4 separate regions of the Mus musculus genome follow, and regions 1, 3 and 4 are each linked to region 2. The links are chromatin loops, found by intact Hi-C in ENCODE. Cell type or tissue: heart. All regions are shown on one strand.

The links. Hi-C counts contacts between places; a loop is a spot of excess contacts. Peaks named below come from ENCODE experiments on the same cell type or tissue, not always from the same donor. Only the 100,000 strongest peaks of a DNase experiment are listed, where the experiment ranks them.
Region 1: a loop joins it to region 2, with 2.2 times the contacts of the local background. A loop is called at or near these places in 2 of 42 quality-filtered maps.
Region 3: it touches region 2 in a loop (2.0-fold over the local background); 2 of 42 quality-filtered maps call a loop at or near these places.
Region 4: a loop joins it to region 2, with 1.9 times the contacts of the local background. A loop is called at or near these places in 6 of 42 quality-filtered maps.

Annotation. Positions count from the first base shown.
Region 1 is chr19:42,140,681-42,148,680 of GRCm38, reverse strand. Marveld1 (MARVEL (membrane-associating) domain containing 1) reads right to left here and starts at 1,292. Exons shown (of 2, transcript NM_183195.2): 1 at 1-1,292. The coding sequence starts at 1,032. The coding sequence ends at 511. In heart, CTCF peaks have their summits at 381, 661 and 3,957 (motif pointing left); DNase peaks (open chromatin) are centred at 160, 1,330, 2,190, 3,940 and 2 weaker places; H3K4me3 peaks cover 1,782 bases; H3K27ac peaks cover 2,178 bases.
Region 2 is chr19:41,976,733-41,984,732 of GRCm38, reverse strand. Mms19 (MMS19 cytosolic iron-sulfur assembly component) reads left to right here and starts at 3,597. Exons shown (of 31, transcript NM_028152.3): 1 at 3,597-3,734. The coding sequence starts at 3,620. It overlaps Ubtd1 (ubiquitin domain containing 1), which reads right to left and starts at 2,970. Exons shown (of 3, transcript NM_145500.3): 1 at 2,725-2,970. The coding sequence starts at 2,794. In heart, a CTCF peak has its summit at 3,845; DNase peaks (open chromatin) are centred at 1,892, 3,382 and 4,132; H3K4me3 peaks cover 3,193 bases; H3K27ac peaks cover 2,702 bases.
Region 3 is chr19:41,910,229-41,918,228 of GRCm38, reverse strand. It overlaps Pgam1 (phosphoglycerate mutase 1), which reads right to left and starts at 6,358. Exons shown (of 4, transcript NM_023418.2): 1 at 6,043-6,358; 2 at 2,350-2,624; 3 at 1,406-1,586; 4 at 1-623. The coding sequence starts at 6,181. The coding sequence ends at 454. In heart, CTCF peaks have their summits at 3,319 (motif pointing left) and 3,519 (motif pointing left); DNase peaks (open chromatin) are centred at 5,328, 5,678 and 6,368; H3K4me3 peaks cover 4,083 bases; H3K27ac peaks cover 3,036 bases.
Region 4 is chr19:41,929,299-41,937,298 of GRCm38, reverse strand. Exosc1 (exosome component 1) reads left to right here and starts at 3,985. Exons shown (of 8, transcript NM_025644.4): 1 at 3,985-4,047; 2 at 4,135-4,250; 3 at 5,869-5,943. The coding sequence starts at 4,017. Zdhhc16 (zinc finger, DHHC domain containing 16) reads right to left here and starts at 3,854. Exons shown (of 11, transcript NM_023740.3): 1 at 3,634-3,854; 2 at 2,416-2,561. In heart, a CTCF peak has its summit at 3,910; a DNase peak (open chromatin) is centred at 3,888; H3K4me3 peaks cover 2,725 bases; H3K27ac peaks cover 1,284 bases.

The DNA of each region.
Region 1 (8,000 bases), 160 kb before region 2:
AAGACGTCATCCATCATCCATCCTAGCACTAGCTAAAGCCTGTCCCCAGCTCCTCTTGCAGCTGCCTGACTGCATTCTACACCTCCCTAGGCTGGAAGAGGGGGCAGGGAAGGGATGCTCTTCCGACTGCAGGGCAGGAGGGAGGGGGCAATGGCGCAGTCCAAAGACTGGTTCCAATTTGGGAGCCTCCCCCGGATCTACGCGGCGGCGCCTGTCCACGTCTAGCTCTCGACAGGGAATGAGGAAAGGGACTTCCAGGCTTCGCCTGAAGCGGCCCAACTGGGTGTGTGCGTCGGCGCCTCGGATGGCTGCGTGGGTCCCTGGAAGCTGATATCTGGGCTGAGCTGCGGTACAGCAGTCAGACTAGAACTGAACGTCGGGGATCCAGGGCGCGGGCAGTGGAAACGCAGGCAGGGAGAGGGTGCAGGGGCACACCGGCACTAGGCGGCGGCAGGAAGGGTTCGGGAGGGATTCCCTAAACCGATCTGGGCCGCGGTGGAGCGGGTGGCCTCACACCACCTCCTCCTTGCCCTGGTAGCGACGGCAGCAGCCGTAGAGTGCCGAGAGTAGGTAGAGGCCGAGGCAGAGGCCGCCGCAGACAGAGGCCGCCAGGAAGGCATGGTAGGCGCAGGGCAGCCGGTAGTTCTTGAGGTTGCAGTAGCTGTGGCGCTGCGTCTGGTCGATCATGATGCCCGTCGCCGCCCCGTAGAGAGCAGCCGCCAGCAGGTCGTGCGCCACGTTGACCACGAGCCAGCGCGAGCCCAGCACGGGCACCAGCTCCTGCTTGCCCAACAGCGTGATGAAGTAGAGCCCCAGGGTGAGCAGCCAGAAGAGCACGGACACGAAGAGCGCGAAGTGCACCGGGCCCTGGTACTTGCTGGTGGCAATGGTGATCCAGAAGGCGGCTCCGGCCAGCAGCTGCAGCAGCCGCAGCACGCCCAGCGGGCCGCGCAGGAAAGCCCGCTGCAGGCGCAGGGAGCCGCGGGCCGTGCGCGCCTGGGGCGGCGGCTGGCGCGGGGGCGGCGGGAGCATGGCCCCCGGACGCGGCGGCGGCGGCGGCGGCGCCCCGAGCAGCGGAATGGCGGCGCCTTGCTCGCGGGGGCGGCCCGAGCCCGGGCCCGCTGCTCCCGCTGCTCCCGCTGCTCCCGCTGCTCCCGCTGCTCCCGCTGCTCCCGCTGCTCCCGCTGCTCCGAGGCCTGCCCTCCTCCCTCTACTTCAAGTCCTCAGCGCTGCTTCTCATCGGCACCCTTCCTCCCTTCTCTCCTTTTTCTCCCTCTCTCCAGCCCTCCTACTCGCTCTTTGGCCGTCCCCTTCGTTGGTCTCCACCCCTCCTCGCGCCTCCCAGCTTCCTGCCGTCGCGCCCTCCACCCTGGCTACCCCCCCTTTCTCCTCCGCTCCCATTCCTTCCTTCTGCAGCCAGGGCTGAATGCCCGCACCCCCCTGGCCCATGACAGGCCTTTTGCCCAGGCTGCTGGGCCAAGTTTGCCACATCTGGAGCCACCCCAGCCCTTCCTGCCTCGCAGGCCTGGCCGATCTTAGGTCTTCGAGAAGAAAGCTACAACAGCCTCTGCCCAGCCTGTGGCTGGACCCTCTTGATTCTCTCCAGTCACAGGAGACTGGAGACATAATTCTCTCCCATCGAGGCGTCCCATCAAGCCTGAGTAAGCAGGAGGTCTGAACTGACAGTTGTTCTCACTGGGACATCCTCAGTACCCTTCACTTGCCCACCACAAACTCGCCTGTCCAAAGCTGGTCTCAGACTGTCTTGCCATGAAGGTCTCTTGGTCAGTGTAAGAAAACTATCACTCACTGGAGGCCCAGCTGCCTTACCCACAGCGCACAGAGCATAGCAACGCCAAACACTTCGACCATTCCTTCCTGGCCATCTTTGCGTCTTGCTTAGATTAAAAACATGTCACCTAACATGGTCAGGACAGGCCTAGGTCTCAGAGATGGCATGTCCCGTATGCTTAACTATTGACCTAGATGGCAAGGATCCCAACGATGCCAAGGTTCATTGACATTACAGGGCCCTCTCTATGTAAGCTTCCCGCGACCCAAGACAGGAGAGCAATAGTTGTTTTCATTTTTCCTGAAGACTGAAGGGTTTCAGACCAGGAAGCCAGAGATGGCTTCTCTGCTCTCCACCCCACCAAAGAGCCAACCTTTGTGCTTCAGCAATGTTACACAACTGACCTGGCTGTTCCCAACCCAGTATGGAGCTGTGTCCTGTCAATGTGGCACATTACATAATCTGTCCCCAACCAACTTCCAGTTTCTTGGGTTTTTTCCACTTCCTTCCCCAACTCATGTCCAAACTCTGTCACTTATGAACTGCAAGTTTCCCACATGAACTCAGAATGCTCTTTATTTTCCAGACACTCCCTCACCAGCAGACATACCCAGTTTAAGCACTTACTGGTTTAAGGTTGAGCTCCCCACATTGACAATTATTTGTTTGTCTGGGCCTCCATTTGAATCATCCCTAGTTCTGAGTCTACTACATCAAAAACTGGTCTATTCTGGCTTATCCATCTTTGCCTGAGCCTGGCATGTAGGAGCCCCTCAGTACATACAAATGGAGTTGCTTGCCAATTGGCTGCAGGAATAGTACTGGACCTAAGTGTGGTGATTTGAATAGATACATCCCACATAAACTCACTGCTTAGCCCATAAGGATTGGCACCGTTAAGAGGTGTAGCCTTGTTGGAATCAGTGTGGCCTTGCTAGAGGACCTGTTTCACTGTGGCTGTGGGCTTTAAGGTCTCATGTGCTCAAGCTGGAACACTGTGGAACACAGTCTCTTTCTGCTGCCTGCGGATCAAGATGTAGAATTCTCAGCTCCTTCTCCAGCACCATGTATGCCTGCATGCCACCATGCTTCTTGCCATGACACTGTAACAAGAGTTTTAGTGGTAAGGGTATCTCTTCACAGCCATAAAACCCTAACTAAGACACTAAGCAAGCCACATTTGCCTACAGGACAATGCCTGCATCAAACCACAGCTGATCATACACTTCAGAGTCCCATCCCCTTGGCCTGGAACAGTAGGTGCCCTTCCCTGCAGCCTGGTTCCCCTTTGAAGAAAAAAACTTTGGCCTGTCACTGCCACCCCAGTACATACTACTCAAGAAAGCTCCAGATGCATATTATAAATGCTTAAATTGTGGTGTGTAGCATACCCACACAAGACAGCATAGCCTTTCTTACTTGAGTTCTGTCCCTTAGCAACCAGCAAGTGCCAACACTTGAGAACAAGAGTGAGTTCTTCACTCCATTGCTCACTCCATCGTCGGGCACGGAGGAGGGGTTTCCCAGCCCTCTGTGCCTGATTACTTCATCTGTAAAATAATTTCATGCAGCAAGCAGACAATGAGAGCTTATTAAACACTGAGCACCATTTTAGAGGCCAGGGATGTAAGATATGTGTGGTTTGGGGAAGGGGATGTTTATTGTGCTAGACCCCGTGGAAGAAGTTGTATTTACTGCTCCTGGTGATGGTGTTCTGAGCTCTGACCCACCAATAGGGACCAAGAGTGGGTTCAGAGCGTTGAAGCAGTTGACCTTGTTTCAGGAGCTGCTAGGGCACAGATGAAGATGACTTCTCATCCACAATCCTAGCACTTTTATATATTTCTCATGTTCTGTTTACAGCTACACTGGCAGGGACCCAGAAAAGTGACGCAGAGTCTGTGTCCCACTGGAAAATCCAGACCTGTATGTTCTGATCCTAACTTAGCAGCCCCTGGAACGATGTGCTTAGTGCCCTTGCCTATGGCTGAGACTCTAAAGTGCATCTAGCAGTTGAATCTGGATGCTGGACCGCTGAAGGGAGCAGGGAGCCTATTAACATTAGGAGGAAGGAAAGAATTCTTCCATCTTAAAAAAAAAAAAAAAAAAAAAAAAAGGCAGCAGGAGATGTGTGGGTTAGGGCGCCACCTGGTGGACATGAACTTTCAGCTTCAAGCGTCTCCACTGGGCTCCTTACATGGAAGAGTTCTTTCAAAAGCTTTGGGACGATATTTTTAGCTTCTGGAATCTTGAAAACATTCTAAAAGGAGGCGGAACAGACTCTCTGGAAAAGTGTAAGTATACAGTTTTAGAGAAAAGCTTTGATTCTGTCCTACTCAATAAATCTAAGCACCTTCCAGATACAAACACAGAATGTCAGAAGGAAGAGGACTTTTTTTTTTTTTTTTTTTTTTTTTTTGAGATAGGGTTTCTCTGTGTAGCCCTGGAACTCACTCTGTAGAACAGGCTGGCCTCGAACTCAGAAATCCGCCTGACTCTGCCTCCCAAGTGCTGGGATTCAAGGTGTGCGTCACCACTGCCCGGCGGAAGAGAGTTTATTCCTGTTCTCAAGTGTTGGCACTCACTGGTTGCTAAGGGACAAAAGAGGTCAAGGAAAGGAAGGTTATAAGCAAACCACAAAAGAGGAGGGAGTTTTGACAGGACGACTGGGGAATTTTCAGTCACAAGTGTCATAGAGGGTGGGTAGTACTCAGACAAGAGGAAACTGAAGACAAACTTTGGGTGGGGCTATCCCCAGGGGGCTCTGAGCTTGCTGGAGTCTCCCCTGGGTATACCCAGAATATAAGACCATGGCACATATATGACCCCTCTTTGTGTGTACGCAGCCTGCAACCTGGGGATAAGGCAATTCGTTTCTCCATAGAGGAGGAGAGTTTTGCAGTTAAGTGACTTGATTGTTGTTGTTGTTGCTGCTGTTGTTGTTTTGTTGTTGTTGTTGTTTTTTCAAGACAGGTAGCCCTGGCTGTCCTGGAACTCACTTTGTAGACCAGGCTGCCCTTGAACTCAGAAATCCACCTGCCTCTGCCTCCCGAGTGCTGGGATTAAAGGCGTGCGCCACCACGCCCGGCTTAAGTGATTTGTTAATCCAGTCCCTCACAGGGTCCCCAGGCCACAAGCAGCCTGAACTCTGGATAGGAGCAGGAGCTAGGGACAAAAGTCTGGGCCTGGGGGCTGGTGAGATGGCTCAGTGGGTAAGAGCACCTGATTGCTTTTCCGAAGGTCCGAAGTTCAAATCCCAGCAACCACATGGTGGCTCACAACCACCGGTAATAAGATCTGACTCCCTACTGATCCATTTCTCTAGCCCTGTGTCAATTATATATTTTTTATTTTATTTATTTATTATATGTAAGTACACTGTAGCTGTCTTCAGACACTCCAGAAGAGGGAGTCAGAACACCCCTGGGGTCTCTTCTTGATGGCAAGACATCAGGGGCAACAGTGAGCACCTGGGGACCTTGTGGTCTGGTTAGCTAACATCCCATGGAGTGGGCAGGCGGTGGGATAAGACTGCTATTCAAATTCCTTTTCCAGCTGTCCAGGCCCAGACTTTTTTTTTTGAGTCTTGCCATCAAGAAGAGACCCCAGGGGTGTTAATGGAGCCTCCCACTGGACTTCACGTTCTAGGGTAGCCTGGACTACATGAAACTCTCTCTCAAAAGAAAAAGGGAAGAAAATGATAAACCATTTGGCCATTAGTTGTGTGTGTGTCTCCATGTTTAAATGTTTGCATAAGTGTATACGCAAGTGTATGTGGAAGCCAGAGGTTGACACTGAGTGTCTTCCTCTATCTCTCTAAGTTATTTTTAAAATCATGTCTGCAGTGGTTTGAATAAGAATGGCCCCCCACAGGCTCATTGATGTGAATGCTTAGTCATGGGGTAGAGGGCACTACTTGAAAGGTTTAAGGCATGTGGCCTTGTTGGAGTATGTGTGGTCGTTTAGGAAATATGTTACTTCACTAGGGATGGGCTTTGAAGTTTCAAATGCTCAAGCCAGGCCCAGTGTCTTTCTTTCTTCCTGCCATCTGCAGCTCTGGATGTTGAACTTCTGAGCTACCTCTCCAGCATCCTGTCTGCCTTTGTGCCACCATGCTTCCCACTGTGATAACGGACTAAACCTTGGAAACTGTAAGCAACCCCCAAATAAATGCTTTCCTTTATAAAAAAAAAAGTTGCCATGATCATGGTGGCTCTTCGCAGCAATAGGACAAAAGGTTTTTTGTGTATATGTGTACATGTGTGTCTGGGTAGGGCTATACACATGTGTATGTGTGCAAGTGTGAGTATAGGCATAGAGAGAGAGGCCAGAAGAGGGCATTAGGTGTTCTCCGGTACTCTCTTCCTCTGAAACAGTCTTTCCTAAACCCGAGGCTTGCATTTTCTCTGATAGACTGGAAGCCAGAAGATGCTACCCACACTGGAGCTGGGGCTGCAGGAGTTTGTGTGGACATTTGCTTTATTATGTTAGTCCTCTCTCCCTCCTCCCTCCCTCCTCCCAACAACTTGGTGCTTTAAATATGTTTGGCCCCCATAGACTCATGTGATTGAATGTTTAGTCCATGGGGTGTGGAGCTATTAGGAGGTGTGGCTTTGTTGGAGTAGGAGTAGCCTTATTGGACGAAGTGTGACACTATGGGGTGGGCTTTAAAGTCTTTATCCCCAAGCTCCGCCCAGTGTGGAAAGAGCCTTCTCCTGGCTGCTTGCTGAAGACAGTCTCCTGCTGGCTTCTTGTGGATCAAGGAGCTCTTAGCTCCTCCAGCACCACATCTGCCTGCAGGATGTGCTTGCTTCCCACCATGGTGATAATGGACTGAACCTCTGAAACTGTAAGCCATCCCCAATTGAATGTTCGCCTTTATAAGAATTGCTTGGTCAGGCTGGTGAGATGGCTCAGTAGTTAAGAGCACCAACTGCTCTTCCAAAGGTCCTGAGTTCAAATCCCAGCAAGCACATGGTGGCTCACAACCATCCGTAACAAGATCTGACGCCCTCTTCTGGAGTGTCCGAAGACAGCTACAGTGTACTCACATATAATAAAATAAAATAAATAAATCTTTTTTAAAATGTATAAAAAAAAAGAATTGCTTGATCATGGTGTCTCTTCACAACAATAAAACCCCAACTGAGCCTCTAAGCCTCACACATTCTCTCTCTCTCTCTCTCTCTCTCTCTCTCTCTCTCAGGACAGGGCATAGATAGATAAATAGATAGATAGATAGATAGATAGATAGATAGATAGATAGATAGATAGATAGATAGCATAGCTCTGACTGCCCTGGAACTCACTATGTAGCCCAGGCTAGTTTTGAACTCCCAGATATCCTTTTGCCTCAACTTCCTGAGTACTGGTATTGAAGGTATGTGCCACCATGCCTAGCAGGGTGCTGGGATCTGAACTCTGATTCTCCTGATTTTGCAGCAAGTGCTCTTAATCACCAAACCACCTCCCCAGACCCTGTCTCAACCTTACCATGTTGTTTTTGCTATTTGATTTTTTAAAAGTATGTCTGAGTGTTTTGCCTGCATGCGTGCCTATATATGAAATACATGCTTAGTGGCCTCAGAGGCCAGAAGAGGGCAGGTTAGATCTTCTGGTTGAGTTAAAGATGGTGTTGAGCCACCATGTGGGTGCTGAGAATTGAGCCTAGGTCCTCTGGAAGAGAATCTAGTGCTCTTACTCATTTAGCAATCGCTCCAACCTTCACCTTATTGTTTGAGGTGTATTTTTGAGCTCTCACAGAACCTGAAGCTTGCCAATTTGTCTAGACTGGCTGTTCAGCTACCCCAGGGATGCTCTTATCTCTGCATCTCCAGCTCTGGGATAGCAGGTGTACACTATCATGGTTTTGTTGTTGTTTATTTGTTTTTGTTGTTTGTTTGTTTTCGTGAATTCTGGAGATTCGAACTCAGGTCCTCATGCTTGTGTGGAAACCACTTTACCAACTGAGTTCACTTTTTCCTTGTCCTGCAGTGAAAACGAAACCATAATGTATCAATAATGTATCGAATCTATCCATGTTGTTTTATATCATATGGAATAAAATCATGACTTTTTTTTTTTTTTTAGAAAAGTATTACTAAAGGGAATCTCAGTGTGGCAGTTTGAGTGATAAATGTCTCAGGTATTTGAATATTCGGTCCCCAGTTGGTGGTGCTGTTTTGAGATGTGTAGGAGGTATGTCCTT
Region 2 (8,000 bases):
AGTGGCACCATGGCACTGCTAAGTGTCTGCAGGAGTTCTCAGAAGCCACCTTTCTGCTGGGGATGGGGGCCTGCTGAGCAGGCTGCTTCAAGGGGATATGGGTATGAGCAGAGTATGTGATGTAGATATATGAAAATGTCAAAAACTAAACCCATCTTGTGTGCTGATTTAAAAAAAAAAATTAGCCGGGTGTGGTGGTGCACGCCTTTAATCCCAGCACTCAGGAGGTAGAAGCAGGCGGATTTCTGAGTTTGAGGCCAGCCTGGTCTACAAAGTGAGTTCCAGGACAGCCAGGGCTATACAGAGAAACCCTGTCTCAAAAAAACCAAATAAACAAACAAGCAAACAAACAAACAAAAGGTAGGATGTGGTGGTAGACTCCTATAATCCCAGCACTCGAGGCTGGAGAGAGTTCAAGGCCAAGCTAGGGTACATGGCTATACTAGGTACATAGGGAGTTCTAGGCCAGTCTGTTTTCATTATATTGCAAATGTCCTGTCTCAAAAGAAAAGAAATGAAGGCAAATAGGATGGATGGATGCATTTGGGGTTTGAGGTGTAATCTGAAGAAAGACTCTCCTAAAGTGGAAAAGGTATGAAAACATTACTGGCCTTAATGTCAAGGAAGAGGAAGCAATCGGGTTCTAAAAGGACCAGGCCAGACTTGCCCAGTCTTGAAAGTTAAAGGCCTTGTAGAGGTAGAAGGTACTGAACAAAAATAACTGCAGTCTGGACACACAGTGGCTTCTAGATGGAGTGTATGCAGGTATGAGATGAATGACTGATGGTGAGCTTGCCCTCCCTGGAGCTCACTGCAGCCTGGGGGAATAGCCGGGCTTGAGATGGTTTGGGAAAGGGCATGTCTGTAAGACACAATGACTCTGATGGAAGAACTAGCAGGCTCCTGTGACGAGCTGACAGAAAGCTGAGGACAAGTCAGCAGAGTACAGGACAGCGGGTAGAGATGTGCAGAACCTGTTGTGGATGGGTTGAGCCCCAGGATATCCACAGTACTGATGTCTGCCTAGACATGGGGGTCTGGGAATCAAGCTGGTAACTAAGAGACAGGGGTCTTCCTGATGGACAAAGAGTTGTGCAACTAAGTAAGCTATCTCTGGGAGGGAGTGTCATGAGGAAACCCAGATTGTCAGACTGAGCCACTGGTGTATAACAGGTGAGGGTGGGCAAGAGAAATTGAAAAGGAAAATCGGAGGATAGAGATGCAATTCAATGGCAGAATGCTTCTGTAAACTCCTGACCCTCAAAACTGGAAAAAAATAATGATAGAGAAAGGAAACCAGGATAAGGATAGCAGAGATAGAAAGCAGTTCGGAGACTGAGGTAGGAAAGGGTAGTCAACCATAAAAACACGAGGCAAGATCAAGGATGGAGCATACAAGAAATCAAAATTATTTGCTTTCTGCTTGATCAAATGTATGAATGATATAAATGAATGAATGAATGAACGAACAAAAGTCCTTGGTCAGAAGAAAGGCCAGGGTTGCTTTCAAAAGGAATTTGTAAGTTTTACTCCATCCTCCCATAAAAACGTTTCTGCTTGCACAAGTCATCCTGTCCAGCACACACACACACACATCCTTCCCAGCTTCCCCTGTGCTTCTCCCCATCTTCCTTCCCAGTTTACACAAGCAAAACAACACACCTTCAGTGTCAAAGCAGACAGGAAACTCCAACTAGAGTTTCCACTTCATTAACAACTGCGCCTGTGGCTCCTCTTACATAAAGGGGTATGTGGTAACAAGGGGGAAGAGACCGGATTCCAACCTCAGTTGCACTTCTAACTCACTGTGTGACTTAGGGGAAGCTGCCCAACCTCTCTGGATCTGTGTTTTTACATAAAAGAGAGGTAGATCTGGAAATTCAGTCCAGTGTTGAAGGTCTTTTTGCGCGCCACAGTTTATCATTTGCATAAGTTCTTTGCAACACCCCCAGAGAAGAGAGTACAAGACAGGGAAATGACCCTCAAACGAAGCGCCAGGACAGGGCTGGTGTACCAAGAAAGTGAGACCGCGCTACTGGAGCTTCGAAGATTGCCAGAGAGCAGATCCCATTCTCATGGCTGAGAGGGATCCCATTCCAAGAGCTGAGAACGCTCCTAACAAACACGAAGGCGACGCTCACCCCGCACCCCACCTTTCCTAGACTCCCAGACAGCCACCGAGGCTCCAAAAAGCCGTGTGGAGAGGTGGGAGGAAATAAAGATTTCTATTTTCCATGGTCCTGCACTGCTTTTTACAAGTCGGATTCCCGCAGACAACGACCTGCAGCCCGATAATGACACAGTGACTCGCTGGAATGAGCGACTGTGTTCGCCTCGATCGCTCCGACTTCTGGGGACGCAGGCTGCCCACGCCGCGCCCCGGCCGGCCGCCGGCCGACCCTGGCCGGGGCTGCCAGATCCGCGGCGCACTCGCTTGGCCCCCTCCGCCAGCCTCGTCGCGGTCTGGAAACATTTCCTGCCCCCGCCCCCATCCCCAGCTTCCCGGTGGGAGCGAGTTGGCCTCCCGGCCGGGTCAGCGCTCGCAGTTACCCCAACTCGCTTCCCAGACAGCCCGCGCCGGGGAGGGCCCCGTCTGGCTCCGAGAAGCCGTGGGGGAACCCAAGCGCCCGGCGCCGAGCGAGGTCGCTCGGGAACCCCAAGGTTCGGGCAAGGCAAGGGCCAACTGGCAGCGCGCCGGGACCCCGCTGCCTTTCCTGGCGTTACCTGCTCGCTTGCGGGGGTGTCCCGGAGCAGCCGGCCTCTCCCGGCGCTGTCTCCCCACGCAGTTGCCCATGCTGGCTTCTCAGCCGGTCCCCCATGCACCAGAGGCGGCGGTCGGCCGGCTGCTCCACGCTGCTGCCCCGAACCGCGGCGTCCCCGGGTCAACGACTCCCGCAGCCCGACATCGAGAGCTCCTGGATCTCCCCTGGGGAGCGCTCTGCCCGACGCCGGCTTCGCCACAAACTTTGCGGGCCAGCGGAGAGGGAGGTGGCCAGGCCAGGGGGGCCCGCGACAGTGCCCGGCCAGAGACCAGCCCGGCTGGAGGGGCGGAGGGAGGGGGCGGACACCGCCGCAGCTACTCCAGGATCACTCCGAGCTCCCAGCTGGGGCCGGCCCCCCGGAGCCTGTCACTCACCTGCCTAACCCCGCCCCGGCCCGGCCCCGCTCCCTTCCTCCCGCTTGGGGTGGCCGCGCCACGGTCGCCAGCCGCCCCAGGTGCGCATGTGACCGACGGCACCGCCCCTCGGGCCGGGTCTGGTTTTCTCATTGGCTTTTCCCAGGATGCGTACCGCCCCTCGGCCCCACCCAGCCAGGTGCCCGCCCTGTCGCCCGTCTCCCGGGGAGAGCGGCCGGGAATTATGCGCCCTCAACCGCCCCGGCTGCGTGCCCGGCAGTCACTTCCCCTCCCGGAGCCGCGCCCCGGCCCAGGCCCCGCCCTCTGGGGAGGGGCCGTTAGGTCCCTGAAGGGACTGCCTGGCCCAGAGCCGGCAGGCACGTGACCTGGAGGTGCCCCGCCCCTGAAGTCTGCGCCCAACTATTGGCCATGGAGGCGCGTGCGCGGAGAGACACATCTCGTAGCCACACCCACTTCCCCCTCCCACAATCTCTGGCTAGCGTCATGGCTGCCGCCACCGGTCTGGAGGAGGCAGTGGCGCCTATGGGCGCCCTGTGTGGCCTCGTGCAAGACTTCGTCATGGGTCAACAGGAGGGGCCCGCTGACCAGGTGGCTGCAGGTATGGCAAACAACGCCGCGAGGCTTCTGCAGGGGCCGGACCGCAGGGAGCGGCCTCAGCACCCGCGCGCGGCGGGAAGGGAGTGAAGGGAGAGGTGATTGTGATTGGTCCTCTGGCCGCTCTGCCCCCGCTGGGAGCGCTACTGCCCTAACAAGTTGGAGAGTCGCTTGCATCTTCCTTAAAGCTTTCTTTACATTCCGCATCTCGCTGTGGTCCATAGAGAATCATTACATTTCTCCGAGAGTAATAGACTTGTGCAAGGCACAGACGAGTCCGGAAGTGGAGCTGGGACTTGGACTCGGGTGTTCTGGTCCAAACCTGGTGCTTGCACCGCAGGACCGCGTTGTTTGCGGAGTGTTAGGTGAGAAGGTCTGGGTTCCAAGGGTTACGCTCCGGCCTCTTGCCTTCCTGGAAGTAGCGTGCGCTCCAGCTGTTTGAGTGGTTGTAATTGGATGGAGGAGGGGAGGAGCCAGTCTGGCTCTAGGTCGGTGGGCGTGTAGATGACTAGTGTCTTTAAAGATTCACTTATGTGTCTTAGTAGGCTTTAAAAAAAAGAATATATATATATATATAGTATGTGAGTACGCTGTCAGACACACCAGGAGAGGACATCGGATCCCATTATAGATGATTGTGAGCCATCATATGGTTGCTGGGAATTAAACTCAGGACCTCTTCAAGAGCAGTCTGTCCTCTTAATTGTTGAGCTATCTCTCCAGCCCCAAATAGGCTTTTTGATAAATTAGATTTATAACTTTTTAATGTCCCATTTTTTTATCCTTCTTCCCAGAGTTCCAATTTCAGGAATCTCTCAGTTCCGAGTTTATCCAGGATTTGAACAAATCCAGGGTGCCTCTTTAGAATTCTTTCTGAATGTTGAATGTTAGGCCTTCAGTGTCGGGTTTAAGAAATAGAATAAAAAATGGATATAGATGCGGGTTTTTAAAAATTATGTTTGGAAGTTTATGGGTGAAGAAGTTTCTTTAGCAAATTGAACAGATTAATTTTTAGAATATGTGAGAAATGAACTGCTAGAAATATATGTTGGTCCTTAGCAATAGTCCACATTCTCTGCCATTCTATTATTTCTGAGCACGTATTTTTTACCCAGCATGAAAAGAATTGAGGACAGAAATACAAATAAGATACTATCTATGGCCATCAAACTATTATAATTAGTGAGAGAAAGAACTGTGTTGTAAGAGGTAAATATATGGTTCCAGAGCATCAAGGGGCAAAAATGCCTGCTATTGGCTGGGCTTGGTAGTGCATTCCTTTAGTTCCAGGATTTGGCAGGGGGGTGGCAAGTTTGCTAGTGAGTTCTAGGCCAGCCTCAGCTACAGTGTGAGCCCCAATCTCAGAAAGAAAATAAAGCCCCTGGTACTTGCACTTAAGCTTATAACATTTTACAACTTAATCAAGTATAGTCTGTTATGGGTTATTATCAATGCCATTTCCCCCCAGATTTTACTATGGAGATTTCACAGCATTTAACAAAATCTAAAGAATTTTAATTTTTAGTTATTTATCTGTTTGTGTATTGTCTTTTGAGACAGGCTCTCTCTGTGTTGCCCTGGCTATCCTGAAACTCTGTAGACCAGGCTGGTCTTGGACTCAAAGATCTAAATCCCCCTCCCAAATGCTGGGATGACGGGCATGCACTACCCCTGCCCAACTTAAATTTTTTTTTAAAGATCATAGACTCACTACTTAGAGCCTATCACTAACATTTTTTTCTTTAATTTGAATTGTCACAAACCTACCCATTTAAACTGCAGAGATCAATACATTAATCTCTAACTTCTTTATCGAGCTCCTCATTGACTAGTGTTTGCTTTTGGTTTGTTTGGGGGGTAAACTTTAGATCCGGTGAACTATATATCAGGACCGTTGTTTTCACAGAAGCTTAGATATACTTAAACCCACCCCCATACCAAGATAGATGTTACTATATTAATGTTATCTGTAATTGTTCTTCCACATTTGTGCACTCTGGGAATAATAATTTTGGATTTTATGGATGCATAACACATCTTTAAAAGACAGCTTAAATAACTGCCTTCTTATTTTTTCATAAAATACCTTTTTTTGTTATGTCAAAAAAGGGAGCCTGAACTATCATCTTGTTTTAGTGTTTCTATTGCTATGACTAAACTCCATGACCAGAAAGCAAGTTGGGGAGGAAAGGGTTTATTTGGCTTGTACTCGGAGATCACAGTCAATCATTGGAGGAATTCAGGACAGGAACTCAAACCTGGAAGCAAGAGCTGATGCAGAGGCCATGGAGGGTGCTGCTTACTGGTTTGTTCCCTGTGGCTTGCTCAGCCTGCTTTCTTACGGGAGCCAGGACCACTAGCTCAGGGATGGTACCACCCAGAATGGGATGGGTCCTCCCTCATTGATCACTAATTGAGAAAATGCTTTACAGCTGGATCTCATGGAGGCATTTCCTCAACGGATGCTCCTTCCTCAGTGATGACTCTAGCTTGTGTCAGGTTGACACAAAACTAGCCAGTGCATGTATGGTTTAAAATCTACTCTGTAGTACCTGTGTAAGTGAACCCTATTGTAATTTATTCCTCTTAACAAAAGGAAGGTTGGTACAAAGGAATAGTAGCCAGTAAGGTTGAATGGGTTGATGGAGCCGGATTATATATAACCCTGAACTCCAGCGGTAAGGTCTGAATGGCTTGTTTTAGGTAATGGGTGTTCAGCCCTTTAAGCAAGGGTTGTAGAATGAAAGGAAATTTAGGAAGGATTAAATTAGTATTCTTAGTCTTAACTGATCATAGTCTTCGTTGTTAGACTATGATAAGCGGACAGTTTTGAACTATCCCCAGAGCACTTTCTCCAGCCTGAGTCAGTCAGTCTGTGCAGTACTGAACCCATACATCAGCCTTGGAAGCAGCAGCTCACTTACAAGTTACAAATGCAGAAGGAATCCTTTGTGATCACAAGGGAACTGCCATCTTTGTTTGGCACCTGGTGGTTCCTGGTGGAAATAGTTGTCAGCTCCCACGAACATGCAAGTACTAGGAAGGAAATGAGTTGGAAGCCGAGGAATGAAGGCCTCTCAGGCAGCCTCTCATTGATAGCCAGTACTTGTCCCAGCCTTTATTCTCACCACTAGCCTCTTGGACCTTTAGTTCTAGGCACCAGCCTTTGTTCTCCGTTTCCCAAGCGCTGTCCTTCCTGTTCCCTCCACCAGCTTTATCTAAATCCAAAGCTAGACCGTATGGTCAAGGCCCAGCTAGTGCTGTTCCCCCAGTATTTCCTTATTTCCTGGTCTAGACAACATCTCCAACCCCAATAGATTTCCCACCCGCTCATGAACTCACGAGCAGATTTGTTTCACAGGTATGTCTATGAGTACCCACATCTGACCTACCCTACCATTTCTACCAAGAGTCCCCTGGAACTAGCCTGAGTGCACACACCACAAAACTCTTCAGGGCCAACAAGGTGGCTCAGTGAGGTGGCTCAGTGAGTAAAAATTGCTTGATATCCTGAGTTCAGTCCTCTGGATACACGTGATGGGAAGAAAACAGTTTCTCTGAAATTGTTCTCTGACCTCCACATACACAAAATGTAAAAAGGAAAGTTTGTATGACAAGAATTAAGGAAGCAAGTAGAATCTGTGGAATTTGAGGCCCAGTTAGCTCTAAGGCTTGAAGGAAATAAAAAAGCCTACCCTAGATGCACCCAGCATTTTGAGCCTGGGGCCAGGGAAAAGAAGTAACTTAATCAAAAACAGAAGCACCGGTCTACTTTCCCACCCCCATCACTAGGGTTTCCCTTTAGTTCAGCGTTCATTCTATTTTGCCATGGTTTTGATTGCCCAAAGAAACCACTATTACTGAAATAAAATTATTAAGGAGTAAAGAGTAACTGTAGAGAAACGACTGTGGCATCATCAGGAAGGTTTTTATTGTTTTGTTTTGATTTTGAGATGGGGCCTCTTGTAAGCAGACTGGCTGAAAACTGCTTGTATTAACTGCGGATGAGCTTGCACTTATATGATCCAAGGGCCAGGATTACAGGCTTGCGCCATACAGTGCTGGAAACCTACCTCAGAGCCTCTGACAGGCGCTTGCCCAACCGAGCTACATCCTCATCCCCAGAAATGGCCTTTTTAAGAGCCTGCCTAGAACCTATTCCTGGGGGATTTCCCTCCATTCTGCTCATGCGCTTCTACCCACAGCACCCCAGCCCTGGTCCCCCCTTCCTTGGGCTACCACTCCAGATTCTCAAGAGGCTGCAGTTCCA
Region 3 (8,000 bases), 67 kb after region 2:
CTTCCACTCTCCACTGGAATGACTATGCCCCCAGTTACCTAACTGCAGGAAGAGTGCAGGACAGGTTCCAGGGACAAAACTGGACTGCAGCTTTTCATTGGTCACACCACAGCACAGTTCCTCCCTGAATTCTTCCTAAGCAGACCCTTAGTAAACAAAGACCTAAGAAAAACTATAGTTACTATCTCTCAACTCTCCTGGTACAGGGAGCTGTCCCTCGATGTGGTCCGAGAACCTGCACCCCCAGAGGCGTTATTCTGACTAGATTCTATGAAGGGAGTGGGTGCAGGGGATAAAATACTACAATGAAAACGGGAGCCACAGGCCCCCATCTGCAGCTACAACTTAAACTTAAAATCCTAAAGACATAGTCAGTGTGGCAGGTGCTGGGGAGGGTGCAGGAGGCAGGAACAGGCAGGGAGGGTGTCGGGGTAGGAGTCTGCCTCTTCGCCTTCACTTCTTCACCTTGCCCTGAGCAGCCACAGCTTCCATGGCTTTGCGCACGGTCTCCTCGTCTCCCAGGAACTGCATGGGCTTGATGGGCTTCAAGTTCTTGTCCAGTTCATAGACGATAGGGATGCCCGTGGGCAGGTTCAGCTCCATGATGGCCTCTTCTGAGAGACCTAAAAGAGCCACCATTTTCAGCCACAAGAAAGAGTCCACATCCCCTATAGATTTACTCTTTATCTACTAATAGCAAAGCACTTAAGTAGGAACAAACAAAACATCCTTTCTGTGGATCTAGTGGATCTTAGTGGATCTAGTGCCCCATGGACCAGCCCCCAATTACAACTTTCAAGCCTCTTAACATTAGAAAGAGTGACTAAAGTATACAAGATTCTAAGATGAGCCACCAACAAACTGCAGAAAGTTACACTACAGAAATCCCTACAAAAGTACATGTGGAAAAGCAGAAAGGACTATGTTCTCCTGGAACATCCTATAGCCTAGCCACCTGCACCTCTAGGTCCTCAAGGCCTCTAGGACCTGCATCATTATGATCACAGTTTCAGCCGGCACTCCTAAAGCAAGTAAGCATGTACGTTAATGCATAGAGTCACTTAGCATGTGACAGTTCTGAACTGAACATCCTATATATAGCAGAGTGTCAAAGGCCCACTGTCACTATTTTGTAACGCACTTCCTGTTGCCTTAGAATCAAGGTCTCACTATATAACCCTGGCTGGCCTGGAACTCTAAGTGATTCTCTTGCTTCAGCCTCCCTGGTGTAAGCCACCACATCCTGCTGGCAGACCGTAGATTGAGAAAGGAAGAAACAAGTTTGTCTTTAAGTCCATCTGCACTATCATACTTTCCCCAGAGGTTTCCTTGCTACAAAACTCAGTCTGATGCTAACAGCTGTGTTTAATCATCCTTACGGACTCCTGGAAGAAGATACACTTACCCTCCAGATGCTTAACGATGCCCCGAAGGCTGTTGCCGTGGGCGGCAATCAAGACCCTTTTCCCCTCTTTGATCTGGGGGACAATTTCTTCATTCCAGAAGGGCAGTGCTCTGGCAATAGTGTCCTTCAGGCTCTCACAGGAGGGGAGCTGGTCTTCAGTAAGGTCTGCGTACCTGCGATCCTAAACAACAACAAAGGCTTATTTCAAGGTCGCCAGTTATTCCAAGTTGCACTTCATGTCTATCAATTCTACCTAGCTCTGATCTTAAGGGATTACGTGACTAATGAACATCTCCCTCAAGGGTCCAGAATGCAGCTCAGAACTTGAACAAGATGATCAGTAGTCACTGCTCTGCATCCTCATTTCCCAATCCAAAACACATAATTTAGAATCCAGGGAAGAGGTTTAACAAAACAAACAAGGTTTCCCAATTCACTTTAGTTTGCTGCTAGCTTGGGAAGGCTGGAAATGGCTTTATAAATGGCAGTGGAGATGTGGAAAGAAGGTACCCTCTCAGATACAATACTAACTTCTAACTAAATCCTATAACAAGTGAAGGTCATTACTTAGCAATGGGAGTTATATTACTTATTACTATTGTAATTTTATAAGGTTAATGACAAGATGTAGACACAAAAGAGGCCTAGGGCTGGAGAGATGCTCAGCTGTTAAAAGAGAACACTTGCTGTTCTTCCACAGGACCCAGGTTTGGCTCTCAGCACTCAGAGGTTCACAACCACCTCTAGCTCCACAGGATCTGATCTCTTCTGACCTCCAAAGGCACTAGGCAAGCATGTGTGCACATATATACAGGCAATATATACAGGCAATATATACAGGCAAAACACCCATACACATAGACTTGGAAAATAAGAACTTGGAGTGAGGCCCACATGCTAACTCAATGCTGATGAATTGACCGCACCTGCATCGGTAACCATACCTTGCTGATGTTGCTGTAGAAGGGGTGATCAGGCTCCATGGGAGGCGGTGGGACATCATAAGATCGTCTCCAGATCTTTACCTGGGCCTCACCATGCTTAGCAGCAGTTTCTGCTTTGTTGAGACCTGTCAGACCGCCATAGTGTCGCTCATTGAGGCGCCAAGTCCTGACCACTGGCAACCACATCTGGTCAATGGCATCCAGGACTGTCCAGAGGGTCCGGATTGCTCTCTTCTGCACAGAGGTGAAGCAGATGTCAAATTCATAGCCAGCATCTAGAAATTAAGAAGTGCAAATGAGCCAGGTATTGTGGCACATGCCTGTGATCCTGGTACTAGGGAGACAACAGGGCTTTGTGAGTTCAAGGTCAACCTGACCTCCACCGCAAGTTCCAGGACAACCCAGGCTACAAAGAGTCCTTGTCTCAAAGAAGGAAAAAAGTCCAAGTGAGAAGCTAGCAAGGCTAACATGAGCTCCAAGGATTTTATACAGAAGTCTCTTTGGCAAAGCATTTATTATCCTTGCATCCCTTGAGTGAAATTTTGTCGACTTACATTACAGCAAATAGCACACTTCCTCTTGACTCCAATAATTCCAATAATGCAGTGTTAACCAACTAACCTGAGGCTATACATCTTACTCTAACTCCTGAACACATTTTGATTGAAACCATGTTCAATCCCCAGAACCCACACAGTGGAAGGAGTGATGACCACAAGTTGTCCTTCCCCCATACATGCACCCCAAGGCATGCACATGTGTACAGACCTGTGCTTACTCAATAGAAAAATGGGTTTAATTTTGTTTTAGTGAAAAAGGATCATAAATAAAGGGCTGAAGGGGTGGCTCAGTGGTTAAGAGCACTGACTGCTCTTCCAAGAGTCCTGAGTTCAAATCCCAGCAACCACATGGTGGCTCACAACCATCTAGAATGAGATCTGACGCCCTCTTCTGGTGTGTCTAAAGAGAGTGACATTGTGCTCACATACATAAAATAAATCTTAAGCCTTCTACACCAGGAAGGAGCAAAAGGGGAAAAAAAAAAAGAAAAAGAAAAAGGATCATAAAATTATGAACTCTGGGGCTGGAGAGATGGCTTGGCAGTTAAGAGCACTGACTGCTCTGCCAGAGGTCCTGTGTTCAATTCCCAGCAACCACATGGTGGTTCAGAGTCATCTGTAATGGGATCTGATGCCCTCTTCTGGTATGTCTGAAGACAGCTACAGTGTACTCCTATACATAAATAAATCTTTAAAACATGTGAACTCTTTAAGTCATAGCTAACCTTTCTAAAGGGCTCATGCTCCCATACCACACTGTGATTTCGTCTTCACTAGAATCCTATGATGTTACTATCTTCTCAACCCATTTTTAGCAGACAAGCAAATAAAGACAAGCACTGGGCTCGGCAGCATGTTTTTAATCCCAGCTCAGTAGAGGGAGCCTGGGGGAATCTTGAGTTCAAGCCTAGCTAGTTGGACTTGTCTTTATATTTTTGAATTAAGGAGCTGTCCCTTTTCTTATCCCAGGACACACCCCTGTGTTCACCAGCACACAAGGCCCTCTTCAAGTTTAACCACAAACTTTTCTGGGCATTGCTTCATATTGAGACTAGCAACAGTTATTAAAAAAAAGAAGTAAAATTTCCTGCCAGTCAGTCAACTGACAATGAGGCCACTGAGACCAGCTAGTGGGGACAGGGAAGATTAATACCAGGAAAACCACTACCACCCACAAGGAAAGACAATCTCACCCCCGAGCCTCTGGACAAGCTGATGAGAACTGACAGCCATCATCACAGCCTTCACCATCTCCTTAACCAGGAGAGGAGGGATGTTCCCCAACAAAAGGCTGAGTCACCCACAGAACAAGCCTCAGCACCCGTGATGAGATGCTACAGGCTGCTGTCTCACTGCAATTATTTCCAAATAGTCCCCAAGGACAAAGTGGTACCCCCTGAGGACCCTGGCAAGAATGCCATAGCATCAGAAGCACAAAGACACACCCATTTAATCCAAAGTACAGCCAGGGGGACAATGGACTCTCATCCCCCCCTTCGCCCCCTCACCCCTGGCCTTCCTCCGCCTGAGGCTGCATGGAGGCCTCTCTAGTTTCCTTCTGAAATCTGCAGGAGGAACACTGGTGGAATGAATGGTATGCACCTTGGGTCTTTTCTGTTACTCAATTATCCACAGGAGCCCTCAGTCGGTTTTTGCTTTTAATCTTCCATCCTTTAATCATCTGTGATATCTCTGGGAGATGCTAAACTTACAGTAGCTTTATAAAGACAGTCCAGCTGTGTAGTCCAAGTTGGCCCATGCTCTATAGCCTCCCTTCTTAGCTGCCTGGGTGCTGAGAAAAATTACAGGCATGCAACACCATGTGCGCCTAACGTGTGAGGTTCTAAAACTTAGTGCTATAGTATTTAAGGTTGAAATGGATCTTGTTATTTTCCAGCTCAACGTATAATCATCTTATACCCAGAGAACAGAGGCAGTTAACTTTGTCCTGAGCTAGGCATAAGCAAACTACCACAGGTCTACACAGTGCTTCATGGCACAGAGCTCAAGAAAATGGCTTCCTTAACCAGTACTTTCCTTTTTTCTAGCCTCTCCTACATAGGCCATGCATCTCAAAAAGCAATGTTTCCTTGCCTCAGGAATTCGTATTCAAAATCTTCCCTCATCTGAAAAGGGTGTACAAGAAGCTAGGGAGGGCAACCAAGACACAAGATCACTTCAGGTAGGCATGAGCAACCCTTTTACACAGCTACTGCCGTGTCCAAGTTAGGATGTGCCCTAATCACCAAGAGAAGTGCCTCTTCACTACAGGGAGCGGGGAGGCCTTGCTTTCTTATTAGCATTCCAAAATCACAGAGAACTGTGGGTGGTGCGGGGCACCCAGCATGGATAGGCAAAGGCGAGCTTATCTCCTGGACGCTTTCACCCTTTGCTCTGCCTCTGTCCTTGGCCAAGGGCCCGCCAGTTCCTCACACTTACTTGTTACTCCACCCAGAAATGGGGCAAGGACACTGGATTAGAACTAAGTTTTGTATGACCTTGGACAAATCTTTCCAGTCACTTTTCTAAACTATAACAAGAGGACGGAGAGAGGTAAAAAGGAGGGAAATTAGATCTGCCTGCTTCATAGGGCTGGAGAGAGCATCAACTGAAATCACCCACTCACATTCCTGGATTCGGTTTTGTGGTTTGCTGCTGTGCTACAAAGCTCTCCGAAGCACGCGGTTTCCAGGTTGTCTCAAAGGCCATTAGACATCCCCACCTAACACCCCCCCACTACCCAGGGCGAGCCCGTGACCTGCCGCTTCGCCATGATGGGCAGGCGCCTCAAGTATACTCCGGTACAGCCACTGATGTCACGGGGAATCGTCCGCCAGGCGCCCTAGGCCCTCGTGGTACCCTAAAGGGTCCTGGGCGCCACAGGTGGGGCTGCTCGGACCGGAAGAACAGATTTTAGCCTAGCGGCGGCTGTGCCCTCTTTCTGGCACAGACTCTCAGACTTAACGGGGTGACCTTGACAAGCGGGTTCCCCACCCTGCGTTCACCTCCCCAGATGAAAATTCAACTGCAGAGGCCGACCGAAGTGCCCGCCTCTCGAGAGGGCCCGGGGGCTCAGGCGACCCCTAGGCCGGTGCTGGCCCAGTACGCCACACAGCGCTCGTCCCGCTCGTACCTCGCAACGCCTGCCCGCCGCGCTTCGCCTCCTCGTGGCCCGCCGGGCTCAGGTCGGCGTCGTACCAGCCGCTGAAGCGGTTCTCCAGGTTCCAGGCGCTCTCGCCATGCCGGATCAGCACCAGCTTGTAGGCAGCCATGGCGACGGGCAGAGGATGCAGCAGCAACTGAGGATCGCCGAGATTCTCTTCGCAGCCCGCCCCCCGCCCCGGTCGCGCCTGCGCACTTACAGTCTCCCGCCCCGCTTCCGCGCACTTTCTCCCCGAAATCTTTCCACTCGCTCGACAGACCGCCGCCCGCCCCGTGTGCGCATGCGCCTCAGGCAAGTTCTGCGGCCTGCTAAGGGGGGGGTGTAGTGCACCGCGGCGGCAGTGCGCATGCGTTGTACGTAGCGGTACCCGCGTGCTACCCGGCAGTCACGGAGCGCACGTAAGCAAGGAGCGCGGAGGGTGCTGGTTGCGAGCTTGAGCTCCAGGCGCCGACTGGACACGCCGCGCTTCCTCTTTAGGGATGATCAACTATCCTCTGACCAGTTCTTCAGCCCTGCCAGGCCACAGTCCCATCCCTGCGCAATTCCAATATACACCCTTTTCCTTTTAACTTGTACTTCGGACAAGTCATAAGACGTCTCAGCCTCACTTGTAAAATACTCTATAAACCTAAACGTGGGTTGTTGCTATTTCCCTTCAACAGAACATTGTTCTTTTGGGTTGTTTTGTTGTTTTTTGTTTCTAGTTTGTTGCTTTTTTTTTTTTTTTTTTTTTTTTTTTTTTTTTTTTTGAGACAGTCTCTCTGCGTAACCCTGACTGTCCTGGAACAAGTTCTGTAGACCAGGCCTAGAACTCAGAGATTTCCTGTCTCTGCCACCGAAGTGCTAGATTAAAGGCGTGGTTCATCACGCCAGTTAGAGCACAGCTTTTTTTTTTTTTTTTTTTTTTTAAGATTTATTATTTATTTTTATGTAGCTGTACAAATGGTTGTGAGCTTTCCTGTGGTTGTTGGGAATTGAATTTTTTAGGACCTCTGTTCGTCCTGGTAGGCCCAGCTCGCTCCAGTCGGCCCTGCTTGCTCTGGCCCATAAATTTATTATTTATTATTATAAAAATAATAGTACAATAATAAATATATACATATGCATTTATAACTACATATTATATAATAATAAATAATAAATATGTATTTATACATAAGGCCACTGTAGATGTCTTCAGACATGCCAGAGGAGGGCATCAGATCTCATTATGGGTGGTTGAGAGCCACCATGTGATTCTGGGATTTGAACTCAGGACCTTCAGAAGAGCAGTTAGTTACCTGCTGAGCCATCTCATGTCGCCAGCCCCAAGAGAACAGCTCTATATCCCTTTTCTTCTACTAAATGTTGATTCTGTAGCTGAGAGTGTGTGGAAGCTCCTGTGTAGGTGTACAGGCTCATGTCCTTCTGAGAAGCAAACGTTAGGCCCTTACAACATTACAAAAAGGAATGTCTGTCTCTCCTTACCCCAATTTTAGTATCCACTTGTTAGGACCAATTTCTCCTGCCCAGGCTGTGGACTCTTAGTTTATTTCCATTAAACTTCTTCATGAGCATTAAACATTAGCCAGACAGTGGCCTATTACTAAGATACTAAGATAGTGTCATGAATTCCTGTCCTTTTAGTGGAGAGCAAAATCCACATTTAAACAATTGACAACAGAACTGAGCCACTTTCTGTACTTTCGACAGAGAGCCAAGAAAAGTTTTAACATGAGATGGTCAAGTACCTACTACAGACTAAACAGAGTTAGTGCTTTTGTGCTTTATGCGTATTAACGCCTTCCCCCCCCCCCCCGTCTGTCTGTCTTTCTTTCTTTCTTTCTTTCTTTCTTTCTTTCTTTCTTTCTTCCTTCCTTTCTTTCTTTCTTTTTCTCTTACTTTCTTTCTCTCTCTCTCACTCTCTTTCTTTTCTTTCTTTCTTTCTT
Region 4 (8,000 bases), 47 kb after region 2:
GTGAAGGACACATGTGGAGGCCAGACATGAGTATCGGGTATCTCTTCCCCTGTCGCTCTCCATGTATTTCTTTACAACTGCATGTAAGTGGACCATATTAAAAGTATCTTTTATTGGCCTGAATTAGTTGTTGTCTCCCCTCCATCTGCTAACCTAGGCCCAGTCCTAGAAGCTCCTAGCCTCCATACAATCTAATCTCGGCCTAGAAGGTTTTCAGCCTGAGACTTATCGCTGATTCTGGTTCATCTCAGCTGTTCTGCCTCAAAACACTCTCAGCTTCTCCTAAATTACTATGCGTGGCTTCATACTAACTTTGGCAGTATGTTCTAATCTTCTGGCTCCTTCTCATTCTCTGGCTTGTTCTCTCTCTGCAACCTGTCTCTGTAAAACTGTCTCAATAAAACTGCCTCTTTCCTCTCTCTGCACTGCTCTCTTACACATCTTTCCTTTCCTCTCTCTTCTCATGAGACTTAGGCATATCCTATCCTGTCAAAATCTTTCTCTGATTCATCACTTTGTCTGCCACTCAGTTAGACATCACTTTCAAACATGGGTGCTTCCTTCTACAAACTAACTTTACCTTCATTGTTTGGGATTAAAGGTGTGAACTAAGCAAGTGTCTGTATTCCAGCCAGAGGGATTAAAAGTGTGTGCTAAATCTGAGCCACACCGGGGCTGGTGAGATGGCTCAGTGGGTAAGAGCACCCGACTGCTCTTCCGAAGGTCCGAAGTTCAAATCCCAGCAACCACATGGTGGCTCACAACCACCCGTAATGAGATCTGATTCCCTCTTCTGGTGTATCTGAAGACAACTACAGTGTACTTACATATAATAAATAAATAAATATTTAAAAAAAAAAAAAAATCTGAGCCACACCACAACTAGACAGTTTTTCAGTAAATAAATAACATAATCTTGGGATTCACAATGTGATCAAACTTGCTGCAACAGTACCATGCTTGTGCCTAGTGCCATAGCCAGAGGATCCCTTGAAACTTTCAGATGGCTGTGAGCTATAAGAACAGTCAACCACCACTTGCATGACATAAGATACTTTGTCTCCAATTTCACTCCCAGTCTTATCCTTGGGATATAGCAACCAAGTTAACTTCAAGTATTCAGAGTATGAGACAGTAGTGGGAGGGACCTGCCCTCTTGGGAGCTTTTCCAGGTCTTCTCTGTTTAAGTAGCATTTCTGTGGTTGATAGTCTTGGCCCCAAAATTCCCAGACACTGACTGCCCAGGCAATGAATACAACTGTGGACACAGAGACACCAACAGACTTTCCATGATAGTCTCATTAGCTTCGTAAAAATAATCTGTTTTAATGATGGATGGATAAGGAATACTGCTTTGCCTTCAGCAACCTCACTGACTTATTTAACAGGCAGCTCATGACCCAGCAGAAACTGGATGCAGCTACTCTGCTGTGGAGATGGGTTTCAGTTCAGTAACTGGAGTAAAGTACTCTCCTTGCACCCTGGCTCAACCCCACTTTAAAAAGTTTTGCAAAAATCATTAATGATCTCCTTCCACAATCTTGGAAACCCCAAGGTGAGATAAAAAGATGCAAAAAAAAAAAAAAAAAAGCCTGCAAGAAAACTGAAGCGTAATGGGGAAAAGACCAATAGCCACTTCACAGGGTAAGAGACCGGCCTTTCCCATCACTTCCTATGAAGCTGAAAGAATTAAAAGGAACTGTTGAAAAGAAAGATTGAGGGGCTGGTGAGATGGCTCAGTGGGTAAGAGCACCCGACTGCTCTTCCGAAGGTCCAGAGTTCAAATCCCAGCAACCACATGGTGGCTCACAACCATCCGTAACAAGATCTGACTCCCTCTTCTGGTGTGTCTGAAGACAGCTACAGTGTACTTACATATAATAATAAATAAATCTTAGAAAAAAAAAAAAAAAAAGAAAGATTGAGGCACACGCCTTTAATATCAGCATTCAGAGGCAGAGGCCAGCCTGGTCTACAGAGTGAGTTTCCAGGACAATCAGTTCTATCTAAAACATAGTGTGTTATCCCACCTAAAAAAAAATAAATAAAGATCCTCAAAACTGGGCATGTGTGTACATCTGGAGACAAGCGGATTAGATAAAAATGATCCTTGGCTTCACAGCCAGTCTGAGACCAGCATGAGATACACGAGAATGTATCTTTATAAAGAATCCGACTGTCAATCACCTTCTCCATCCTTGAGTTCTGTGTGAAATGCCTACTTTAAGGCTCGATTGACCAATTCTCATCTATGTATACCCTATTTAGGGTTCAAATCTTTCCATAAGTAGTCCTGGAACCTTCTTCTCTAAACCTTAAATTCTTATACATACAAATGTATGCGTGTACATACATACATACATATACACACATATGCCCAAGGTTTAAATCAAATGCTTATAAACATCTTAATACCTGGCTTGTAGAAGTATTCAATAAATACTTGTTGAATGAATGACCTGGAGAGATGCAGAACAGGAAAGGCTGGCAGCTGTACAGGAGCCAGCAAAGACACTCTCACCAATGTGATAACACCCAAGTATTTGCTGCGCTCATCCTTTCTGATTAACAAAGAAATAAAACCAGTATTAGAATCATAGCTCTAGAGATCAATAACCTAGAGGACAAATCAAACCGGAAATCAAACCCGTAAAATGGAAAGCTTGTGGTGCCTATCAACTCTGAGTGAACAGAGTGAGACCAGGACCCTCTCCCCTCAGCCTAATGGGATATCAGGATAATGACGAGGCTAGAAAAAGACGTATTAAATGGGCCACAAGTGAAAAAGTTTTCCCTCAGGAAACAGAGAAAAAGCAAAGTCGTATTTACATCTAAATGTGGCGGGAAGGCACGAATGACCTGAATGCACGGAGGAGGAATAAAGCCAGCATAATTTCTCCACACTCCAAGTACTGCCACCTCTCAGTAGGACCCACAGGCCACAGTGGCCATCTGCCACCAGATTAGAGATTAGCAGGCAAGAGCACTCCCCTAAATCACCATCTGTATCTCAAAGAAGCCTGGCTGACAGGGAGGGAAGGGGAGAGAGCAATAAACTCCAGAGCCAATAGATGAAAGTGAGATCAAAGTCATGGCAAATTTCATCCGGAAAAAGCTGCTGCTCCCGGAACCTTTGCCACCTCAAGCTGATGTCAGATATCAATAAAGCACAATATTCTATTAATGAAGGCTTCTTTCCCGGCTAACATGCTAAAAGGGAAAAAAAAGCAAAAGGAATGCTATGCTAACGTCAAGCTGCTCATTCATAGTTAAGGAGCTCACACTCTATAGAGTATCTGCCTGCAAGAGAAGAAACTGTCGTTCTACAAAACTAGAAAAAGGTTGTGTCTCCAGGTGCAGCAGGGTCCATCTATGATGGGCTCAGGTCCAAAAAAAAAAAAAAAATCGGCTTAAGCTTGGGCTGTCTCGAACCAACTTCGACACTTTGTTGTACAAAGCAAACCTGGATCTGAGTCTTCAAACTCATGAAATGGGCGAGTTGGGGCTGAAAATGCGTTCGGACCTAGGAGGACGCATCCACGCAGGGCAGGTCGTAGAGAGATCAGGAACTTAACTTAAAGGCCTGGACACCGGGACTCGGATGGGAAGCAAGAACCGCGCCTTTACTCTTACCTGCCTCCTGCCAGCTTCTCAATCAGCCAGATTAGGCCCAGTCTCCCTGTCCGCCACCCACTGCCTCCCCTTCCAGCTCAGGACCCAGGCCGGGCCGAGCTAAGGCTGACCCACCATGGCCCTCAGCCCACAGCGCTAGCCAGCGGACCGGGACCCGCCGCCCGCCCATCACCACCCAGCTGCGCAGGCGCGAGGCCCGGAGCCCGCAAAGGCACGCCCAGAGATCTGTCCCGGGGCAGCCTGGGAAATGGAGTCAGACCTCGCTCTTACACCCCGTGCGGTCGAAGGCGCCAATTGGTACTCGTGTAACTGCGAGGCCGCTCCTCTAGCTGACCAATGAGAAGTCGTCTTGGTTCTCATCCGGGTTGTGGATGGTGGCAAGCATGGCACCACCGGTGAGGTACTGCATCCCCGGTAAGTGAGCGGTCTCCGCACGCAGTTCCAGGCTGTGTGGCAACCAGCTTCTGGGAGCCCGTGGCTGAGGCAGCTTGTCTTCTGCAGGCGAACGTCTGTGTAACTTGGAGGAAGGCAGCCCCGGCAGCGGCACCTACACCCGGCATGGCTACATCTTTTCGTCGCTGGCTGGCTGCCTGATGAAGACCAGCGAGAATGGCGCGGTAAAGGAAGCGGCTACCCAGCGCGCGTTCCCTCTCCGGGTGCCGTTGAGTTCCGGTCCTTGGGCACAGGCAGAGCGGGCGGACGCGTCTTTGGTGGCTCAGCCGCAGAACGCTTTGGTCTCCCGGCTGTGATCTCTGCGCTGTGCTGAAGCACACCGGCCGCACACCCGTTAGGTTAATCTGACTTAAGTTCTGTGGATGCACACAGAAGGAAGTGGAGGGAAAAGCACGCAAATGTAAGAGTAGCCCAGCCAGCCGAGAGCTTCCTCACGTGGTACATCTCGACTACCCCTCCGCTTTCATGTGTCCCACGTCACTGACATCAATGTAGTAATGCTGGCGATTTCCAGTGTCTTAGTGCACTAAGCTCGCTCTTGTCGCGAAGCCTGTGCAATTCACGTGTCGTCTATCTGGAACACACTCCTGCTCAACCCCTTTATTTAATCGGTTTTTTTAGTTGTTTTTTTTTTTTCCCAGAGAAGCCCTTCTGGACCTTCTGACTAAAAAAAAGTGGGTTTGGTGGCAGAAGGATCGATATGCCCAAGAATCTCCCTCCAGGGCACTTATTTAAATGTTACTCTTGATCACTAGATTCTTGCCCAACTAGACATTTAAGTGGAGCCACGATTGGTGGTACACCAGCGTATCCCCAGCTTCTAACAGGCACAGATAAAAGCAATCGTTGATACATGTAAGACGATAAAAAATAAATAAAAACTAAAACCTTAGACTTGTGGCTCATCAGTACAGAGCTTACGTAGTATGCTGACCCTGGGACCACAGATCCAATCTCCCGAAAAAATAAAAACTCTTTAGGAACTGGCTAGACCTAAACATCTCTCTTTGTGTTGAGCTTATTTGTAAAAACAGATTCCAGTCTGTTGGTTCTGGAGATAAAGTCAGCCTCAGCCTGTGTGTTTAGTCACTGCATCGATGTCTCTTGAGCACTTTCAATGTGACCTGCTCAGGGCTGCCCTTATTTGCTACTGGGGATAGAGTCACGAGCCCAATACACAGCTTTTCTTACTGAGGAGGCGGACAGAAATCATGAGCAAATGTACAAAAGAATTGTGCGGTACAATAAGAACATGTAACAGGCTCTGTGCATTCTAGACAGTGACAGGATTTAGTCATCTGAATATAAGTAGAGGTGGAGGAGAGCAAAGAATGTGATCCTCCTGTAGAGAATGGGTTAGACGGACACTGACATGGGAGGGACTTAGTAAGGTGAGGAAACCGCACCAAGCAAGAGAGGTAAGATGGTACTTGCCAGCTGCCATTGGACTAAAACAAGAGTTGCCATTCTGTAGCATTTAATTGCAAGATCTGACTTATGAAGTGTAAAAAAAAAAAAAAAAAGTATAGCTTGGAAGAGTCAGGATATTCATAATTATAAGCAAAAGGATTTGTACCAGGAAATTCCAAGAGAATCTTCAGTAATTTACAACTAATCAGAAAGGCTATATTAAACCTGGCCACCTAATTCTAATGGCTTCTGATCCTCTATTTCCTAAAATGACTGATGTCCTCTGCTATAGGCTAAAAACTAATCTACAGGCTGCTTTCTCAAACCAAGGCTTACTTAGCCACTACACTGACCTTTCTATTTTCTCCACAGGTTCCCGTGGTGTCAGTGATGAGAGAAACAGAGTCCCAGTTGCTTCCAGATGTGGGAGCTGTCGTCACCTGTAAGGTGAGCGGGTCCTAGTCACTGTGCTATAGCTGCCATGGTCGGCTGCTGAATTCAGTAGTCGCCTGGCTATATAGGGCTGTTGAAGTTTATTTGGATGTGTTGACTCAGGCCTTTAATCCCAGTACTTAGAAGGCAGAGGCAGGTAGATACGTGAGGCCAGCCTGGTCTACTGAGTGGTTTCAGAACAGCCAGGGCTTCCTAGAGAAACCCTGTCTCAAAAGAAAAGAAAAATGAAAATTTTATTTTTAGCCAGGCTACAATATAGATACGATTCATCCTATCTGTGGTCTCAGTATCTGGAAGCTGAACAGAGTTATTGGACAGTAGTTCAAGACCAGAATAGGCTACAGAGTGAGACCCTGTACCCCACAGTCCCAACGCTCTTCACATTTTAAGTAATCAGTAGCAAATCGTGGTTAGTGACTGCCATATTGGCTGGCATAGGACTTTTGTTTGGGGGGTGTGGGAAAGTGATGGACTCCTCTGAAGTACACCCTTGGGTCTAGCAAATGATTCTTTATTTTGTTTTGTTTTATCGCGTGTGAATAGTCACCTTGTCTGCGTCATATGCATGCCTGGTGCCACAAAGCCTAGGGAAGGGTGTGGCACCCCCTGGGACTGAAGGCGCAGATGACTATAGGCCCTCGTGTGCCTGCTAGGAATTGAATCCAGACCCTCTACCAGGGCAGCCAGTGCTCTGTAACTGCTGAGCCATCTGTCCAGCCCCAGGAAATGACATCACAGAAAGTTTTGCAGGCATAGGTGCACACTCCTCAGATGGTGCTTGAGAGGTGGGGGATCTCAAAGGGGAGCCGGGCTGCGTGGTAGATCTGTGTCCCAAAGAGAGAAGACAGACTGGGCAGCATGTGCCTTTAATGCCACCACTCAAGAGGCAGAAGCGGGCGTATCTCTGTGGTTCAAGGCCGACCTGGTGTACATGGCTAGTGCTGATACGGGGGGGGGGGGGGGGGGGCTACATAGTAAGACCCTGTCTTAAACAAAGGGGAAAAGGGGAGGGGTGGGGGAGAGCATGGGTCAGTCAGTAAGGTGGCTTATCTGGTCAGTCACTTTCCATGCAAGCCTGCTGACCCATGTAAATATGAATCCAGGAGAAAACCAACTCAACAATGGTGTCTGGTCTGATCAACTTGCCACATACTAGAGTTAACCTGGAAAGAGGGAGCCTCAGTTGAGGATTGGCCTCTGTCAGCTTGGCCTGTCTATGGGACATTTTCTTGATTGACATTTGATATGGGATGGCCCAGGCCATTGTGGGCAGTGCCACCACTAGGTTAATGATCTTGGATTGTATAAGAAAGCTAGCTGGGTAAGCCAAGGAGAGCCAGTAAGCAGCACTTCTCCATGGCCTCTGCTTCTCTTCCTGACCCTAAGGTTTTGCCTTTACGTTTCTTGGCTTTCCCTGATAATGGACTGTAATGTTAGGAGTCTTCCCAAGTTACTTTTGGTCTGTGTATTTATCACAGTAACAGAAAGTAAACCGAACAGACCTCCACACTTCTGCACTTCTGCTGTGGGACATGAGCCTGCACTCAGTGCACCCAACACACACTACTACTACTACTACTAATAATAATAATGAATTTCTAAAAGGTGAGAAAGGCTTGCTCTGTTTATTTTGTTTGAAGAAGTTTCACTGTACTCTGTTGATCTGAAGACTTCCAGGATCAAGGTAGATAGTTCAGCATCACCATTTCCTATGCAGTGAGTTAAGATCCCAGCCTAGCATCAAGAATTCATAATTCCGGGCTGGAGAGATGGCTCAGCGGGTAAGAGCACTGACTGCTCTTCTGAAGGTCCTGAGTTCAAATCCCAGCAACCACATGGTGGCTCACAACCATCTGTAATGAGATCTGATGCCCTCTTCTGATGTGTCTGAAGACAGCTACAGTGTACTTAGATATAATAATAAATAAAAGAATCAATATTAAAAAAAAAAAAGAATTCATAATTCCCACGAGGCTGTTTCTGCTCATGTCTGGAAAAAGGGTGTTCTTTCTCTTTTTCCTTGAAAAAGTTTCATCCTATAGTGCTCGATG